2 separate regions of the Homo sapiens genome follow, and region 1 is linked to region 2. Evidence: chromatin loops called from intact Hi-C (ENCODE). Cell type or tissue: heart left ventricle. All regions are shown on one strand. Links, peaks and the distances in the headings refer to the core of each region. The heading gives the core; the rest is flanking DNA.

Region 1 (7,383 bases), core at 944-5,943, 75 kb after region 2:
ACAGACATCTAGGGAAAGCACAGTGCAGGACTAGGTCTTCAGACACTCGCTCCAGTCCAGTTTCCATGCGTTTACTGTAAACCAGCCTCAAGAGACACAGAGACAGTTTCTCTTCATTGCTACAGGGATGGTGGCACACAAGTGAGGCCCCTGCAGTGGTCACAGGGATGGATTTTCATGATTGTTGTACATACGAACACGCATAGGCCTGTTCTCCAGTTTATTAACACACACATCCATGCACATCCATGCACATATACTCACAAACTTCCATGCTCACTGTACAGTCATATCCTACCCATGGGCACACAGGACAGCTTCTCTCTCTCTCTCTCTCTGTCTATGCCTGTCTCTGTCTCTGCTCTGTCTCTCTCTCTTACACACACACACACACAGTAGTTCCCCCTTATATGAAGGGAATACCTTCCAAGCCTCCCAGTGGATGTCTGAAACTGTGGATAGTACTGAACCTCCCTATACACTATGTTTTATCCTATATATTCATACCTATGATAAAGTTTTATTTATAAATTAGGCACAGTAAGAGATTAATAAAAATAATAATAAAGTCAACAATTATAACAATATACCTGTACTATAATAAAAGTTACATGAATGTGCTGTCTCTCTCTAACACCTTAATGTACTATACTCACCGATTGTTGGATGGTGGTTGACTGCAGGTAACTGGAACCTTGTAAAGTGAAACCACGAACGAAGGGGGACTTGTATACCCACACGGCTCCCCGATAGCAATGGAGATGACAGGACCCCGGAATGATAGAGATCAGGTGGCAGCACTCATCCTAGTGAGTGGCAAGGTGGAAGCAGCTCACAAGACGTATGGAGACGATTAACAGAATGTAGCATTCTAAGGGCAGAATAGATGGGCCACCAAAAAGGGTCCACTCCATTTGTACCATTAAAAACATTAAGGATGGGCTGGGTGTGGTGGCTCATGCCTGTAATCCCAATGCTTTGGGATGCTGAGGTGAGAGGATCACTTGAGGCCAGGAGTTCAAGACCAGCCTGGGCAACATAGCCAGACCCCATCTCTACCAAAAATTTAGAAAAATTAGCTGGGTGGTGTGGTGTATGTCTGCAGTCCCAGCTACTTGAGAGGCCAAGGTGGAAGGATCACTTGAGGTAAGGAGTTTGAGGCTTCAGTGAACCGTGATCAGGCCACTGTATTCCAGCCTGGGTGACAGAGTGAGACCCAGACTCTAAGAACATTTAAAGAAAAAAATTAGGGGCCGGGTGCAGTGGCTCACGCCTGTAATCCCAGCACTTTGGGAGGCTGAGGTGGGCAGATCACCTGAGGTCAGGAGTTTGAGACCAGCCTGGCTAACGTGGTGAAACCCTGTCTCTACTAAAAATACAAAAATTAGCCAGGCATGGTGGCAGGTGCCTGTAATCCCAGCTACTGAGGAGGCTGAGGCAGGAGAATCGCTTGAACCTGGGAGGCAGAGGTTGCAGTGAGCAGAGATTGTGCCATTGCACTCCAGCCTGGAGGACTAGAGCAAGACTTCATCTCAAAAAAAAAAATTAGGGATGATCAAGAGATAGAAGTCAATTGTCCATATAAAATGTCACAATCCCTTGGCTGTTTTGTGGATCCAGAACTCCTTAGCCTAAGGAGAGGCCAAATCTCCAGGGGAAAGGAACAACAACCCCACAGCAGGTATGTAAAGTGATGATTCCCTTGGTCTTTGCCCAGACAAACCCACAGCCACTTGAACTGTCCTGACACCCAACAGAATAGCACCACGATCCACTCTTTCCATGACACCACGCCAACTGGATCAGATGAGCCCAAAGCAGCCGGTTCTCTGGATGCCTTGATAAGAAAGCCTCCACCTTCTCGTCTTTTCCCCCAGCCTGGGGAATGAAGCCTGGAGACTGGACAGTAAATGCTCAGCTGGGTGACAAAATCTTGCTTATAAGGGCTGCCCTAAATCACCGTGTGCTCAAGGTAATACTTGGTCATCTTGTGTAGCAAAAATCCACCCACCACAGGTACCAACAAGGTGAATGGAGCAAACACATGCCATGTTGACTCCTTGGGGAACGGAGGTCCCTTCAAGTCAACGGAACCATCACTGCAGGTCATGGCCTATAGAGAGTCCCAGCCCTGGGCCCAGAGAATCATTTCTGCATGTCAACTCTACCACTTCAGACCAACAGCGTCGGAAAGACAGCAAGGACAGAAAAGCCCAGGAGCCAATGGTTCAGGACTTGTGATGCAAGGGGCGGGAGAAGGGAGGTTCTTGTTTCAATGTCAAATGATCTAGCACAACCTGGAGAAAACAGCTCACCGGGACCTGTCTCCAAACTCTTCCCCTGGTGTGGCCTAAATGTCCCATGCCACTCTCCACTGGGGGCCGCAGGGACCCCTCCTCAACCTCATGTATATTATGTATATTGTATTTTCTTTTTCTTTCTTTTCTTTTCTTTTTTTTTTCAAAATGTAGTTTTGCTCTTGTCGCCCAGGCTGGAGTGCAATGGCGCCATCTCTGCTCACTGCAACCTCTGACTCCTGGGTTCCAGCTATTCTCCTGCCTCAGCCTCCCGAGTTGCTGGGATTACAGGTGCCCGCCACCACGCCCAGCTAATTTTCGTATTTTTAGTAGAGGTGGGGTTTCACCATGTTGGCTAGGCTGGTCTCAAACTCCTGACCTCAAATGATCCACCCGCCTTAGCCTCCCAAAGTGCTGGGATTACAGGTGTGAGCCACCATACCCGGCCTAGACTGCCATTTTCTAAGCAGCCTTCCCTTAGTGTTTCAATGAACTTCTGATTGAATGCTAATTTTCAAGACCTCGGCAGAAGTGAGTACTTTGGGAAAATATTGCTCGATGAGCTCTGGGGAAAGAGGAGCAGCACCACATAGCAATTATTGAAACAATTCTCACAGGAGCAGTATCATGCTGGGCTGATTGCGGTCTTTGGAACCAGAAAGACTTGGATTTGAGTCATGACTCTACCCTTTGCTAGCTGCATGGACCTGCATGGTTTATCCAATTTATTGAAGTCTGTACTTTGCTCCTTTTAGGCAGTGGACAAAGCACTTTTTTTGTTGTTGTTTTTTTGAGATAGAGTCTCTTATCGCCTAGGCTAGAGTGCAGTGGCGTGACCTTAGCTCATTGCAACCTCCGCCTCCTGGGTTCAAGCAATTCTCCTGCCTCAGCCTCCCAAGTAGCTGGGATCACAGACAACCACTACCCCACCCAGCTGATTTTTTTTTTTTTTTTTGAGATGGAGTCTCTCTCTGTCACCCAGGCTGGAGTGCAGTGGCGCGATCTCGGCTTACTGCAAGCTCCGCCTGTAGCTGGGACTACAGGCGCCCACCACCACGCCCGGCTAATTTTGTTTTTGTATTTTTAGTAGAGACGGGGTTTCACTGTGTTAGCCAGGATGGTCTCAATCTCCTGACCTCGTGATATGCCCACCTCGGCTTCCCAAAGTGCCGGGATTACAGACGTGAGCCACCGTGCCAGGCCCAAAGCACTTTTTTATAGCCCCTAGTTTGCTGTTGTGTCTGTTTCCTCTACGGCCCGCACAGCCTGGGTTTGAATTCTGGCTCTCCATGGCCTTGGGCAAGTTGGTTAACTTTTTGTGTCTCAATTTCCCCACTTGTAAAGTGGGGCTGGGGAAAAACCCTACCTCATAGGGAACATTAAGTGAGTTCATGAAAGCCCTCGGTGTGTGGCATGCGATAACCACTACCTAAGCATAAGGTATGTTTACATGCACTGGTTGTTTACCACGACGCACCAGCATTCATTCAAGTTATTTTCTTCCAGAGTCTGCCTGGAATGTAGAACCGGCCAGCTCTCCTCCTCAAACAGTTCCTGCAACCTCTGGTTATCTGTGTGGGCAGAGGCGGGAGTGTGGGTGTGTGGCCCTGCCCTGGGACAGGGATGACGAGAGAGCATGTGCTTGTGTCCAGAGCTGTCCCCTTCCCTGCTCAGGGGCCACCAAATATGTCCATGGTCTCTGCTGCCTGGTCAACGGCCACCCCGGGCTGCCGTCTCCTGGCCAGACCTGGAGCTCACAAGCTAATTTTAGAAATGACTGGTCGACTCAGCTGCTGCTATCACATTGGCCCAGAAGGAGGGTGGGGGGAGGACGGGTCGGGGAGGGGCAGTAAGGGGAAGGGATGTGTGTCGGTGTGTGTGGAGAGGGTGCTCCTTCGCTCCTGCTTTCCCGGCTCGGTGGGGTCCCTTCGCGGCCACCCGGGGAGACGTCTTAGACAGTCGTGGTTCCTGTGATCTGTGTCCTCTTTGCAGAAGGTACTATTGGGCTGGGTTTTAGACGGGCACCTTGCGAGCGGATCGGCGAGTTTTAATTTTCCGGAATGCGCTGCTGGGGGCTGCGGTGGCAGGCCTCCGGTCTTTTGGTCTATTTTAGGCCTTTCTGGTGTTGAGAGCTTCCGAGGCCTGATTCCTTTGCCTGTTGCCCGTGCTGCTCACTTTGAAAACAAGAGTGTTTCGGTGGAAGGATTTGAGAACAAAATGCTGGGGCAAATGGACATTCGTAAGAATCACTCTCCTCAGGCCCCAGCTGTTCGCTAATAATTTTTAAAAATGTGTTTAGAATCATGAGTTAATCTCCACTGTGAATCTTTGCCCGCAGACGTCAGGGTTTATATTTTTCCTCAACTACCAGTAATTTCTGCTTCACTGGTGTTCAGTTATGGTCGGGGAAGAGCCAGGCTTCCCCTTTCGTGTTAACAACGCTGTTGAGTCGAAATGTTAATTTTAATGTTCTTTTTTAAACTGCAAATTAAGCATGTATGAGTGTTGGGGGAAGGGCAATGGAAGTTCATGGCTGAAGGTTTCAATTTCATGCCACCTTCCTTGAGCTCTGTCTGAGGGAAGGTGTCTTATCTGGCACCCCGGATAGCAGGCATTTCTCTGAATGAAGAAGATTCACAGGTCCCAGTGGCCCCATAGTGGGGCAGAAGGGGGCTATGCTTTGACATGGAGCTCTCTCCCAGGAGAGGAGAAGACCTCACCAGCTACAGGCCTCTGGGCTGCTGCCTTCCTGCAGCTTTTCCATGGAGGAGGCCAGGAGTGGGGAGGCCCGGAATGGGGAGCCCAGTCGGCTCCCAGTCGGCTCCAAGCTGTCCAGTCTGGCCTCAACCCGCAAGTGTGGGGATCTGGGCTTCTATCCTGTAGGGCCTGGAATACGACGAGGCTGTTACTTTCACTTTGTGGCTGTCCAAAAAGATGCTGCCTCATTCAGTGCACCAGCTCATGGAGGCTGAGTGTCCCACTAGGGCTTCTAGACTCCAACAAGGATAATGGTGGCCTTGGGTGCTGTATCCATTGCTGACCTAAGTTGTATTCTCCTATGCCTGGGTACCATGTCCAGTGTGTACCTTGGGAGCAGAAAAGAGAGGGGTCTATATACTCTTAGGCTATGGATGAGTTCTAGAAAATAATAGTGGAGAGGAGAGAGAGAAAAGAAGGAAGAGGAGGAGGAGAAGGAGAAGAAGAGAAGGAGGAGGAGGAAAAAAGCAGGAGGAGAAAGAGAAGAAGGAGGAGAAGAATAATAGCAAAGGAAAAGGCCAAAAGAAAAGGCCAAGTGGGTGGAGGAGGGAGGAGAAGGAGGAAGAGGAGGAGGAGAGGGAGTCTCCTGGTCTCCTGGCTTTTGAAGGGCTGCATGTTACCAATCAACAAATATTTGATGTCACCTGCCTCCAGGCCTGGTCACCTTGAATATCCTGGTGTGGGCTCTGTAACCTTGGATGAGTACTCTCCCCAGTCGGAACTTAGTTTCTCCTTCTAAAACCTGAGGGGGTTGGGCTAGACCACCTCTGGGATCTTTCCTAGGATTCAGCATCCAGGAAGGTTTTTCTTGAAGTGACGGTCGTTGACGACCTACCCATCAGACTCATGTGGGGCAGGAGGCGGGGGGCTGTTTTAAAATGCAGATTCCTGGGTTCATCCTAGACCTTTTGAACAGTCTTGGGGGAAGGGGCCCAGAAATCCACAGATTTTAAACCTCACAGGTGGTTCTGGTGCCCACCCAAATTGGAGAAGAGCTTTTCCTTTCACTTGAGCTAACAAAACCACAGAAGGCTGTTGCTCAGCACCTGCCCTGTCAAAACTCATGGAATTTCCATGTTTCACAAACATGGAAAACGTGCACAGCACTTTATTAGGGTCTAACTATCGCAAAGATTTTATTGGGCAGGTGTTCCTCCAGGGGTAAGATCAAGACTTTCTATGGCATTTTGAGGTGGGAATGGAGGGCCCCCAAACTGAGCAGAACCACTTCCAGCTGCCAAAAGATAGGGACCTGGGGCTGTGAGCCTACAAGGCTATGGGGAGATGGCCCTTCACTGGGTCCTGCTAGATACAAACAACTGTCTGAATGGCCCATTTGAAGCACATGGTCAGCTGCTGTGGTGTGTGGCATATCTTTAATATTTAAACAAAGTGGCCGGGCGCGGGGGCTCACGCCTTTAATCCCAGCACTTTGGGAGGCCGAGGTGGGCAGATCACGAGGTCAGGAGATCGAGACCATCCTGGCTAACACGGTGAAACCCCGTCTCTACTAAAAACACAAAAAAAAATTAGCCGGGCGTGGTGGTGGGTGCCTGTAGTCCCAGCTACTTGGGAGGCTGAGGCAGGAGAATGGCATGAACCTGGGAGGTGGAGCTTGCAGTGAGCCGAGATCACGCCATTGCACTCCAGCCTGGGGACAGAGAGAGACTCCGTCTCAAAAATAAAAATAAAAATAAAAATAAACAAAATGAAATTAAATTTTCTGAAAAATGGAGGAGGTGGGTTTGAGACCAGGGAGGATCCCCCTCCCCTCCAGAGTGCTGCCAAATCCAACCCCTCCTGTTGAGAGATGGTGCAGCTGAGGCACAGAGAGGGAAAGCCACTTGTTCAAGGACACACAGCCCTGCAGCAAGAGCATTGGGCCAAGATCAGCCCCTGCTGTCACGGCTGGTGTTCAGGGAGCAACCACGAGCCCCTTATGTTAGAAATAATAGTCAAATCCACCATATATATTATCCCCCCGCACCAAGATCTTAAGGAAAGGATAAACCTCAGCTCTCATTTGAATGGGGGCAGCAAAAATAAATTGCGTCTTATTTTATTTTTATTTTGAAACAAGGGCTGGCTCTATCACCCAGGCTGGTGTGCAGTGGCCCAATCTCGGCTCACTGCAACCTCTGCCTCCGAGGTTTAAGCCATCCTCCCATCTCAACCTCCTGAGTAGCTGGGACTACAGGAGTGCACCACCACGCCCGGCTAATTTTTATACTTTTTGTAGAGATGGGGTTTCACCATGTTGCCCAGTCTGGTCTCAAACTTGGGAGCTCAAGTGATCCACCCACCTCAGCCTCCCAAAGTGTTGGGATTA
Region 2 (7,383 bases), core at 1,288-6,287:
GAGTAGTTAGGACTACAGGCGCACACCACCATGCCTGGCTCATTTTTATTTTTATTTTTATCTTTATGGAAATGAGGTTCCACTGTGTTGCCCAGGCTGATCGCGAACTTCTGGGCTCAAGTGATCCTCCTGCCTCAACCTCCCAAAGTGCTGGGATTACAGGCATGAACCAGTGCACTTGACCTGATAATAGGATTCTTTACACTTTATTATCAGAGTGATCTTGAACCCTTCTGGAATTGCATAATGTCAGCCCCTGCATGGTCATTCTTCTGGGCATGTATCTAAGAACTGGATGCCCAGAGGAACAAGCATTTGCTGCGATTGCCTATAAATACTCAACAGATTTTTAAAGAATGTTTGTTAATATAATTACCGTAGGTTACTGTTTAGTAATTGCTGTGTTAAATTTATCTGTTGTGATATTATATAACATACACAGATTGGTTACATTTTATTATTTAAAAATATTATTTTTGACTTTGATAGCCTTTCTCAAAGCAAGCTGTAGAACACGTACAAAGTCATTTATCCAAGAAACAAGTGACATCAACTCTTTTTCAGGTAAGATAAAATTATTCCAAAATAAATAGATAATATTTGCTTAACACTTGGCCTTGGTGACATTCTTTTTGCATGTGCAATTACACTAGAGGACTTGCTTTGTAAAGACTGTGTTCTATTCTGGAGCTTTGTCTGGGACTATTTGAGTTTATTATCGCTTATCTTCCCATTGCAAAGTGTCCTTCTACCAACGTGCTTCCTAAAGCCTTTTCTGAAAAAGGTCATTAGAGCTTTGTCGTAACATTATGTTCTAGAAATCAGTCAAGATAAGACATCAGAGAAGCAAGTTTTTGCCCATTTGACATTCCAGCACCTGTGATGAGCAATGACTCTACAAGATTTATTTTGTAGTGCCAGGCTGTTGATACTTGCTGTGATTATCCTCTAGGGGAAATACAATTTATTTTCAAGATTCAGGAGCAAATGTTTGAGTGATCTTTGAGTCATGGGAAATTGTATTTTACCTTGGCTGTTCATATCTTGAACACAATACCGTCATACAGGTTTAAATGACAAGACTTGGAAAATCAGATTCCCAACTAATAGGCCTATGTATTTGGCATTCCTTAGATGAGGTGGTTTCACTTCCTCCCAAAAGCCTTTTCCATCCTGTGTTTTTTATAGAGGTGGCAGTGGTTTACAAGGACAGTCAGATTCTCCAATGAACAAAGTGCTTTTCATGTTTCTATAAATTACAAGAAATAGGAAAGAATGTCATTGAGTAATATAATGGTTTTAATAAGTGAAAATAATCAACTCATCTTTTTCCTGGATAAGTTGGGCATTTAAAGGGAGGTAAGTTGACTTTGGCATTTTTTTTTTTTTTTTTTTTTTGAGACAGAGTCTCGCTCTGTCGCCCAGGCTGGAGTGCAGTGGTGCTATCTCTGCTCATTGCAACCTCCGCCTCCCAGGTTCACGCCATTCTCCTGCCTCAGCCTCCCAAGTAGCTGGGACCACAGGTGCCCGCCAGCATGCCCAGCTAATTTTTGTATTTTTAGTAGAGACGGGGTTTCATTGTGTTAGCCAGGATGGTCTTGATCTCCTGATCTTGTGATCCGCCCGCCTCGGCCTCCCAAAGTGCTGGGATTACAGGCATGAGCCACCATGCCCGGCCAACTTTGGCATCTTATGATGGTGTTTATGCAAAATGAATTTGATTATTCAGCAGAGCAAATACCGATTTGGCTCTTAGAGCATATTTAGATAGTAACAAATTGGGTGTTACCTTTCTGTGACAATAATTAGATGGACTTTCATAAAATGTAATACCTGTCTGGATAGTAGTGGGTTATAAGCTTGGGTTATGAAATTCATTGACCTGACCTGGCTTTGAGTCCCAGGGCCGTAGCTGGAGGACCTTGGGTAAGCTCCTCCACCTTCCTAACTTCAGTTTTCTCATCTGTAAAGTGGAAATGACACTGCGCTCTCCCTGAAAGGGAGGTCTTGATTCAGTGAGAAGGGTGCACACGGGTTGCTTTGTACGAGGCCCGCCTATCACTGTGCTCCACAAATGTTAGCTATTATCACACATCTTACAGTCAGAAAGTACAGTGTCAATATCTGCTTTTTGTTGTCTCCATGATATTTGAGTGTCAGAATTTCAGTTTTCATCTGACTTTGCCATGGTACGTAGACAGCCTTATGGTCAATTACATTTAACATTGCTAAACCATACCTCATAATACATGGGTTTTACAAATCTGATTTTAGCTTCCACTATAACATAAATAACATTGAAAAAAAATTGTTCCAGTTGAGATACAAAGACCACTAGGATTCTTTCATACCTTCAAAAAACATTCATTTAGAAGCAATTTCTTTCATATATCTTTTAAAAAACACTTTATTGATTTGTTTTGTTCATTAAAAAAATAGTCAAAATTTTCTGGCTAAACAGATATAGAATGGGTATTATTCTTATTTCAGAGGTGAAGAAAATCTTATAAAGTTTATTAAAATAAGGAGTATATTAATGCAATTCTATGTATTATGTACCATCAGAGCATAATGACTAAAGTATAAGTAAAAGGTATATGTCTGAATGTCCTGTTTACAGAGGTACATTAACCAGTAAAGTCAGTTGAAGTTCATAGTAAAACAAAACTGTTTTTAAAGTAAATACGAATGCTTTTTATTAAATTCTTTTTGTTGTAAGATTGCCTTTAGAGGTAAGTAAGTGCATAGGTCCATTGGTGGCGGGCTTGGGAGGGGCCCTAGCTTGTGCTTGAGTGCTTCTAAAATGCACTGTGCCCTGAGCTCGGCTCTCAGTATTCTGAATCTTACCGAATTCTCACGACAGCCTTACAATTTAGATACGACTGTTCTCTTTTACAGATTAAGGGAACTGAGGATCAGAGAGGGAAAGTAGTCTGCTCCTCATCTCACTGTTGAACTCTGGCTTTCATACTCCTTAGCAAGCCTGTTGCGGTTCTTTCTGTTGAAAAGTGGCAGCATGGTAGATTCTACGTAGTCTTAGGAATTCCCAGTGACACTCATCTTTTACTTTATTAGCAGAAAGTAGGGATGTTTGATAAAATATGAAAGAAAAATATTAATTGACATAATAGCTTTTATAAATAGAAAAATCTGTGATCTATAAATGTAGCCTTTTCTTAGATCTTTGGACATTTGAATCTATTTCGTCTCTTGACTCTTTTGAACCTCTTGAGACTTGTCGAGGACTTGGCTAAGATAGATGTTGTGTGTTTCCTGGAATCAGGATTTCAGAGCTGGAAGGAACTTCAGAGAGAGATAATTTAGCTTCCTCTTTCACCACAAAGGGGACAAAGTCCATATGGTTTTCGCAACTAGCTCCAGTGCCTTCCCCAGGACAGGGATAGTTCTGCAAGTTGGGGTAGACTGGCTCACCCCCCACCACCGCCCCCTATCCCGCGTTGCCCGCCAGGCTAGCGTCCTTTCTGCTTGCAGGAAGCAAGGCTCCCAGAAGGACTGCAGCTGCCTCCCAGCCCATGTTTGGTTCCTGTGGCTTCTGCAGACTTCCTATTCTCATCACTTGGTTTGTACTGTTCCATGATGTAGTTTTTCTTTTATTTTGTTTTGTAAACTTTCAGGATGATCTATGAAGACATAAAAAAAAGGTTAAATTTGGATCATTCAATGAGCTGAGGGTGCCAAAATGTTTCCCAAAACTATCTAATTGACTCTGGGCTGAACTGTGAAATATTGTCTCTTTATATTTTTATAGTTCTTGATTTTAAAAGTTCATAACATGGAAAAGGAAAGCTGATGCTGTTTATTCAGTAATGGGTAAAGTGGCATGAAGTTGAAGTAGATGGTAGTTGTTCTCCATGAGGGGAAGAGCACTGTGCATGTGAACCAGGAGCCCTCGCCTTAACCCCAGTTTAGCCATGGACCTTCTCAGAGACCTTGGGAGTGCACCTGCCTGCAGTTTGGTAGCCTTACCTGTAAGATGAGGAGTGGGATTGGATCAACTCTCCCCTGTGGTTTTCTCTATGACTCTAAGAGATAGAAAATCAATAAATAAAATAGCTAATTAAAAAAAATTTCACTTCATGGACCTATTAGCTTTGAGTTTTTAAAACTCAGTGCAGATTACAGATGCTTTTATTAGCTTACAAGTTGTGCCACATAACTTGTGGGGCCCAGTGCAACGTGAAAACGCAGGGCTCCTCATACAAAAATGATTAAGAATTTCAAAATGGCAACAACAGAGCTTTAAACCCAGCACCAGGCTTTTCTGAGTCACACTTCCATGAAGCGAGCCCTGCTCCTGTAAGAAGTGTCTGTGACTTGCCAGGAGTCATATTAGGTAGTAGGAATATAGTGGCAAACAGGGCAGACTTGTCTGTGTCTTCATAGAATCAAGTGGTGTAGATAAATATTGATGAATGCATTAGTGAATATTAGACAAGCACGGAGAAGGGCAGGTACCAGACACAATGCTATGGGGAGTGCATAATTGGGAACTTCGCTTAACCTGAGTCTCATTGGTTTGTGTTTTTTTGATACATTCCGATTCATTCACCGTGGAATTTCTTTTCCATCTCTTCCAGCCATACATAGAAGAAATTTGTGAAAGCCTTCGAGGTGACATTTTTCAAAAATTTATGGAAAGGTATGAAACTTTATGCATATATATACACAATTTTTTATCATGTACGTGTACCTCATCTTATGCCGTAAATGCTGACCTTAAAATGTGTGTTAATCATTTAGCAAGTATTCACTGACCATGTACGATGTGCCAGGCTTTGTGTTAAACTGTTTCCTCAGTACTTTACATTATAATTTTAGGGTTTGTCTATCTTAACATCTCTTTGACCTTCAATTTCTCAGCTTCAATAGAGTCTAAAATATACACTGAGGAACCTCAATTTTAAAAAGTATCTTATTGAGAGACCTTTGCTAATAATGCAAACTTGACTATAATTTATCTGATTCATTTGCTTGGATTTTGGAAACATGTCTCCCAAAGCAGGACAAGCCTGTACTTGATTCTTCATGTAGGAGTAGAATTTAAGGACATAGGTCAATGTCTGTTTATGATCGTGTACATCATTAAATACCTAATAAATATGTCCCTTGGTTACTCAAACTATAGATCTACTGGTCAATTCTTCAGTTTTTTGAGTATGTCTCTGTGACAATGCACCACTGAAATTGGACCCTCTAAAACAGAATCTGCATTGACACTGACTTTATCAGCTTGGCTAATTTCTAGACAATATACGTGATGATAATATCTCATGCTAGAGCTTTCTGCAGCTGCTCAGTAATTGCACTTTAAGAACAAATGCTACTTTACTGTAGTTTTCTTCACCACATATTCACAGAACTAAAGCAATTAAAAAGAAAGTTGTGTTGCAATTCTATTGGAGTTCAAGAGGTAATTTTATCCTGGAGCAGAGTCAATATGTTGGGAAACTAATATTCTTACAGACGATTGTACTTTTCTGAGTAATAGCAGGAACTTTGCCAAAAAGCGCCAGCATCAAAGGGAGAGGGTGGGCTGCTGGCTCAGGGCTGAGTTGCAGCCAAGTCCTGGGCCATCTCCATGGCTGTTGGTCCTAAAATCTGACCTTTCCCAACTCTTGGGTAAACCTAACTTTTGTGTGATCCTTAAGGGAGAAGGGAGAGAGGGGAAGGTAATTGAAAGTGGGGAAGAGGTTCTCCCATGGATATTTTATAACTTTGCCATGCATCCTTTCACTTGAAACCAGGCTCACAGATATAGTGATTTTCGCTCATTGAGACAGTCATTTCATAGCCTCACAGTAAATGCAAACGATGCCGTTTGCATTTTAGGCAAGCAGGCACATGGGATTTTCTGCAGCCATTACAATTTTCTGTAAATAAATTATTTTTAAAGTTGATTTGTTAATTTCCATCAAATTAGAAAAAAGAATTCATGTCAGGTGATAAGTTTGGAGCTTTGATTTTGAAAAGCACAGGGACTCCATCAATATGGTCATGTAGCCTTTGACCTCATAGGGACTGGGCACACGAAGGGCCCCATGGAAAAGGTGATTTTTCCATGACCACCCTGAGTCTGATGGTAAAGAGGGAGCCATCAGCAATGCAGGGACATGTGCGATGTCTTCCCACCTTCCCTGAGGTCCAAGCAGGGCTGTGGGGCTGAGTTCCAGGTGAGGCAGAATTGGAGAGGGCAGTGGAGGCTTTCCCTCTTCTAGTTGAGAGCTATGCGCCTCATTCAGGCAGTGAACTTCAGTTGCTCAGCAGGACAACGACTGAGTCAGGAATCAGAGTTAAAAACACTTCTCCTACTCCACCCTTACTGCATCCCAGGCGTTTCCATGTCTTTAACCTCTGATCTTCTCTCCAAGATCCTTTGAAGTCATTTGCAAGGGCTCTAGCTACCTGAAGCCCTATCATTGTCTGGGCTCTTTCCTTTGTCACAGTTCCCCTCCTGTCAAAAGTGTCCCACTCAGTAACCAGGCATTGATTGGGAATAGCACTCAAATAACCCCCGTGGAGACAGGACTGAGCCTAGATACTCAGGGCCATCTGTACTTCCTAAAGAGGAACTTGTTACAGCAAATCCATTCTTAGTGGGCAAAATATGTAGGCACTTCTCTCTTCCTTGTTTGTTAACCCTCCTCAGCTAGTTGTAAAATGTGTCAGATTTCCATCCCCTGTCACCAGCTCTGGACTCCAGAATCTGTGAGAAAAGACAGTAAGAGCTAGCCTCACAAACCAAGTGCATTTCAAAGACCAGTCATAGATTTATAAATGGGAGTGCACCCAAATGTGGTTTTGCCTTTTGCATGCACCATACTTTTAAAAAATAGGTTGAAATAACTCTTAGAAAGTCTCAAAACATAATTTTAATTGACCAACTTCATTAGACATGTTAGGAGGATCAGTGAAACACTCTTTGTGAGTCATTTTAGATTCATTGAAAAAAAGATGCTATTGTAATTGCAACTATTCCTCTGCTTTTGATTTTTAATTTGATTGTTAGCCTCAGAAATATGTTAAAGATCCTTATTTTTTAAAAGGTCTATTGGTCGGGTGTGGTGGCTCGCCCCTGTAATCCCAGCACTTTGGGAGGCTGAGTCAGCAGGATCGCTTCAGGCTAGGGCTTCGACACCAGCCTGTACAACATAGCAACACCCACTATCTTCAAAAATAAAAATTAAAAACTAATAGCTTAGTGCGGTGGTGTGTGCCTGTAGTCCTAGCCACTTGGGGGGCTGAGGTGGGAGGATCACTTGAGCCTAGGAATTGAGGGTTGTATCGACCTAGGATTGCACCACTGCACTCCGGCCTGGGACACAGAGTGAGACCCTGTCTCCAAAAGAAAAAAAAAAATTGTAA

Evidence for each region. Hi-C counts contacts between places; a loop is a spot of excess contacts. Peaks named below come from ENCODE experiments on the same cell type or tissue, not always from the same donor. Only the 100,000 strongest peaks of a DNase experiment are listed, where the experiment ranks them.
Region 1: a loop joins it to region 2, with 2.3 times the contacts of the local background. A loop is called at or near these places in 1 of 110 quality-filtered maps.

What each region holds. Positions count from the first base shown.
Region 1 is chr22:25,738,002-25,745,384 of GRCh38, forward strand. MYO18B (myosin XVIIIB) reads left to right here and starts at 4,187. Exons shown (of 44, transcript NM_032608.7): 1 at 4,187-4,292. In heart left ventricle, for the core only: no CTCF peak of the experiment used is centred there; a DNase peak (open chromatin) is centred at 4,010; H3K4me3 peaks cover 1,900 bases; H3K27ac peaks cover 2,594 bases.
Region 2 is chr22:25,663,141-25,670,523 of GRCh38, forward strand. It overlaps GRK3 (G protein-coupled receptor kinase 3), which reads left to right. Exons shown (of 21, transcript NM_005160.4): 5 at 490-564; 6 at 4,599-4,660. Among named protein-coding and RNA genes, the nearest start is that of MYO18B, 75 kb to the right of the region's middle. In heart left ventricle, for the core only: no CTCF peak of the experiment used is centred there; a DNase peak (open chromatin) is centred at 3,471; H3K4me3 peaks cover 771 bases; H3K27ac peaks cover 438 bases.